2 separate regions of the Mus musculus genome follow, and region 2 is linked to region 1. A link is a loop called in an ENCODE intact Hi-C map of the cell type or tissue named here. Cell type or tissue: left cerebral cortex. All regions are shown on one strand.

Evidence for each region. Peaks named below come from ENCODE experiments on the same cell type or tissue, not always from the same donor. Only the 100,000 strongest peaks of a DNase experiment are listed, where the experiment ranks them.
Region 2: it touches region 1 in a loop (2.1-fold over the local background); 2 of 42 quality-filtered maps call a loop at or near these places.

What each region holds. Positions count from the first base shown.
Region 1 is chr10:58,485,462-58,487,961 of GRCm38, reverse strand. It overlaps Ranbp2 (RAN binding protein 2), which reads right to left. Exons shown (of 29, transcript NM_011240.3): 24 at 2,081-2,282. Among named protein-coding and RNA genes, the nearest start is that of Ccdc138, 11 kb to the left of the region's middle. In left cerebral cortex, a CTCF peak has its summit at 1,132 (motif pointing left); no DNase peak of the experiment used is centred here.
Region 2 is chr10:58,417,751-58,420,250 of GRCm38, reverse strand. Lims1 (LIM and senescent cell antigen-like domains 1) reads right to left here. Exons shown (of 11, transcript NM_001193303.1): 9 at 1,777-1,852; 10 at 1,465-1,604. Among named protein-coding and RNA genes, the nearest start is that of Lims1, 25 kb to the right of the region's middle. In left cerebral cortex, no CTCF peak of the experiment used is centred here; a DNase peak (open chromatin) is centred at 1,471.

The DNA.
Region 1 (2,500 bases):
TGTACTAAACATTTTTTAAAAGACTTGGTTCCCCCCACCCCTGGAGACAGGGTTTCTCTGTGTAGCCCTGGCTGTCCTCCAACTCAGAGATTCAGCTGCCTCTGCCTCCCAAGTGCTGGGATTAAAGGCGTGCTCTAACACCACCTGGCAAGACTTGTTATTTTTAACTGTGTGTTTCTGCATGTCTATGTGTGAGTAAATAAATGCACATGAGTGCAGGCTCCCAGAAAGGAGAAAAAAGGCTGAAGGTGTGGGTTACCTGCCTGCCATGGGTGCTATCAACTGAACTCTGCAAAAGCAGTGGGCACTTAAACTAAATTTTCCTGTGTTCTTTACATTTAGACACCTTGTCTAAATTCTACTAGTTTCATGATCTCTGAGATTTCTTTGGCCTACTTAGTGTTCTCTGAAAACAGAGCTTTTGGTTACAAAGTTAGCTATTTTGTCCAGCATATTAAAGATAAAGTGCCACAAATGTGCTCTTTGTGACCTATGTTGGGGTTACTTCTGGAAAGGAAAAGATGATGATATAGATGTCCATATATAAAGAAACACAATTCACAAAGACACTTCTTCCAACTTAGAACAACTGAGACACATAGTAATTACTGTAAATGACAAGTTAGTTTTGGAGCTTGTACAAATTTTAGTATCATAAAAATGTTAAGTTTCTACAGTAATAATCTTTAACTAAAGCACCGTGAATATGTTTGGGTAATACTAATATATAATTCAACAACAGTTAAGTTAAAGTATTATTTAACACCAAGAAAATTACCATGCAAGCAAATTATTCTATTTTATGCAGACAGGCCAATCATAATGCTCTCTATTCTCTAATAGCTTAAAATCAAAAGATAGGTAGGGTGTTTTAGTGCAGCATAGGCAGCCAGATCCCTGAGTGTGAGGCCAGTCTGATCTACAGAATGAGTTCCAGGACAGCCAAGATTACACAGAGAAACCCTGTGTTTAAAAATTAAAATAAGGGCTGGAGAGATGGCTCAGCAGTTAAGAGCACTGACTGCTCTTCCAAAGGTCCTGAGTTCAAATCCCAGCAACCACATGGTAGCTCACAACCATCCGTAATGAGATCTGACGCCCTCTTCTGGTGTGTCTGAAGGCAGCTACAGTGTACTTACATATAATAAATAAATAAATCTTTAAAAAAAAAATTAAAATAAAAGCCTGGTCTACAAAGTGAGTTCCAGGACAGCCTGGTTACAGAGTTACAGAGAAACCCTGTCTCGAAAAACCAAAAAATATTGGGAACAAAACACCCATGGAAGGAGTTACAGAAACAAAGTATGGAGCTGAGATGAAAGGATGGACCATGTAGAGACTGCCATATCCAGGGATCCACCCCATAATCAGCTTCCAAATGCTGACACCATTGCATACACTAGCAAGATTTTACTGAAAGGACCCAGATGTAGCTGTCTCTTGTGAGACTATGCCGGGGCCTAGCAAACACAGAAGTGGATGCTCACAGTCAGCTAATGGATGGATCACAGGGCTCCCAATGGAGGAGCTAGAGAAAGTACCCAAGGAGCTAAAGGGATCTTCAACCCTATAGGTGGAACAACATTATGAACTAACCAGTACCCCTGAGCTCTTGACTCTAGCTGCATATGTATCAAAAGATGGCCTAGTCGGCCATCACTGGAAAGAGAGGCCCATTGGACACGCAGACTTTGTGTGCCCCGGTACAGGGGAACGCCAGGGCCAAAGGGGGGGAGTGGGTGGGTAGGGGAGTGGGGGTGGGTGGGTAAGGGGGACTTTTGGTATAGCATTGGAAATGTAAATGAGCTAAATACCTAATAAAAAATGGAAAAAAAAAAAAAAAAGAAAAACCAAAAAATAAAAATTAAAATTAAAAAAATATACCAAATGATAAAATGTTACTATTCACTGTTTCATTTTTTGAGAAGGCAATGATTGTTTGATTACTGTGACAAATACATTATGCTCCTATATTCATCTTAAACATTTTCAACTAAGCTCTTAGAATCTACTCTATTTTCTCAAACACATAGGCAGAACCTTATATATTGCATAATATAAACACATGATCAACTTTTACCTTTGCTTGGGAATTCCATGTCAGTTTCTTTTCTAGTGGACAAATCGACAGGTTTGTCCATAGTCCCAGAAACAGGGGATGAGCTACTGTGTTTGGTATCAGAATCAGGTTCTTCAGACTTACAGCCAACAGGGTTTGTTACTTCAGTCTCACCTATATGCTCAATACCAACTCTATCAGTCACTTTCTCATTCTGGGATTTCTGCAAAAAGGAAAGAATAAAACATATCATTAAATCATCCTCTACAGTCACCAAAAGAAATAGAAAAATAGTAGGTAGTTTCTATAAAGTTTGGTATGTGTTCTAAAGATTTATTTATTATTTATTTTATGTGAGTACACTATAGCTATCCTCAGACTCATCAGAAGAAAACATCAGATCCCATTACAGATGGTTGTGAGCCACTATGTGGTTGCTGG
Region 2 (2,500 bases), 68 kb after region 1:
ACACTGTTACAGATAACAATAATTGTTTTGAAGTCATTTTGTTTCTTTTTCTTTTTTCTTTTTCTTTTGGAGACAGCTTCTTTCTATGTAGTTCTGGCTCACCTAGAACTCTCTACTTAGGCCAGTCTGGCCTTGAACTCACAGAGATCTGCCTGCCTCTGCTTCCTGCATGCTCGGTCAAAGGTGTATGTATACTATCACATCCAGCACTGAGGTGATTTTAAAGAACAATGTTAATAACAAGAATAATCCCTACCCATGTATTTACAAATATGTTTTGTACATTATGACATTTCTGAGTTTGGCTTTCCATTTTTTTTTTTTTAACAAAGAAACTAACGCTGATTCAAATGTTACATGTTGCCAGTTGGTAAATGAATACTTGAGGGGCAGTTTGGTTTAAATGGTGGTAAGAGGCTTGAATGTACAGGCCTGTCTCATGTGCAGGCTCAGACCAGCTTTTTTGTCACAGTGTGGCCTAGACACTTTTTCTCTGCGATCTTTAAATAGTAGTTGGAACAGTTTTAAAGTAGCTCTACATCTATCAACTGTTGCTGGTCTCTGGTTTCTCTGCTGCCCAAAGTCATTTAACTGGGGAATTCTGGGTCTTGCCTGTTTTTGGAACTACATGTACTCTGTAACTATAACTAAACTAAATATTTTCCCAATGTTTTCTTAGAACAAAAACTATTTTTGGTGGCAAAAGCTTAAAATATATGATTCCTCCTTTAGTGAGACTAGTTCTCTTGTTTGAAGTTTATATTTGCCTTTTAATTCTTCAACAAAAGGAAATAAGAAAATGAAGCAAACCTTCTTTTCAAGTTCAAACCACCATAAAGAAAACCATGAACTAATCATGTCAGTGATCCAACAGAACGTCCAAGACTGAAGCATACCCATACAAAACAAGAGTAAGAGTCTGGAAACTCAAGGAAATGCCTTCACAAGCGGCAGGGAGTGAGCATACAGAGCACTGCAGAGGACAGTGTTGCTATGCCATCTAGGTGGCTTTGCTCAGCCAGAAGACATGCTGCGAGCACGTGTGGTTCTAAAACACCCAACACTCCACTTCCTCAGTTAAATAATTTTAGGTAAAGAAACCAAAGACCACAGCAGTTAATTGCCATAAAATACTTTAAAACTGTTCCCACTACTATTTAAAGGTTGTAGAGAAAAGGTGTCTCTTGGTCACACTGACAGAAAAGCTGAGCTGCGGCAGATATGTACATATTACACAGCCCTTGGTAAGTATGGGTCTCATTAAGCTTTATACTTGTAAAAGACAAAAGAACCAAGTTCACACAGGACGAGTATTTCAATCTCTATGGCCACAAAAAACCAAAAAACCACGCTTAAAAAAAAAGACAGAACAACAAAAAGACACACAGAAAAGAAAGGCATCCTAAGAGACTAACCACAGAGAAGCAATGAGAATGGAGTAGGAGGGACAGAACGTTTACAGACACACTGGCTTTCTCTTTCTCTGCTTGTCCTTATCCTTTGCTTCTCTCTCCCGTTTGGCAAGTCGCCTCTTAAACTCTTCTGGCATTTTCTCATAACAGTATTTGCAGACTGGCTTTAGATCAATTTCAACAAACTTATCCCTTTGAGTGGAACAAAGAAAGGACAGAACAGGAACAATTAAAGAAGAACATGTACTTTCAGAAGGACTCAAGAGAAAAAGAGACAGGAATCAATCACTTCCCCTTTTACATTCTAAATGGCATCTAAATCTTTTAGCTTTGGTAATCACAATGGACTGGACCCAGTACTTACTTGAGTGTGAGTTTGGTATTGCAGGTGGAGCAGGCAAAGCAGCTCACACACCAGGCCTTGTTGAGAGCAGAGACCACTGTGGGGAAAGAGATCTGGTCACACGGGAGCATTTCACTGCGGGAAGAGGGCTTCACTTCCCCACCCTGAAGAACGCGGACGGCTGCTCCCCATGCACCTAGAGGGGGGCTCAAGCCTTCTTTCCTGAGAGGTTCCTTTCCTCTAGAGACAGAGTCCTACTGTGTAGCCCAGGTTGGACTGAACTTCTGGTCTTCCTGCTTTATCCTCCTTGATTACGGAATTACATATGTGCACCATCATGTCTGGTAAGAAGTTTTGTTTTCTCCCTTGCAAAAGCACAGCCCAAAAGCTCGATGCTCCTCGTATGCTTCTAACCAATTTACTTTTTATTATTATGGCTATCTTTTCACCTGCTTTTTTTTTTTTTTTTTTTTTTTTTTTGAGGCAGGGTCTTATTATGAAGCTCTTGGCTGGCCTGGAACTCAACAACATATGGACCAGGCTGGCCCTAAAGTCATAGAGATCTCCTGTGTCTGTCTCTTGAGTGCCTGGCTTTTTTCACATTATTGGAAAGGTAGGTTATGATTTAAGCAAGACTATTTCTATGTTTTCATTTTTTTTGCATGCCTTTGTGCATGTGTGGGTGCACATGCATGTGTGTATATATGAAGTTTTCTTTGATCACTCTCCATCTTATTAATGGAGG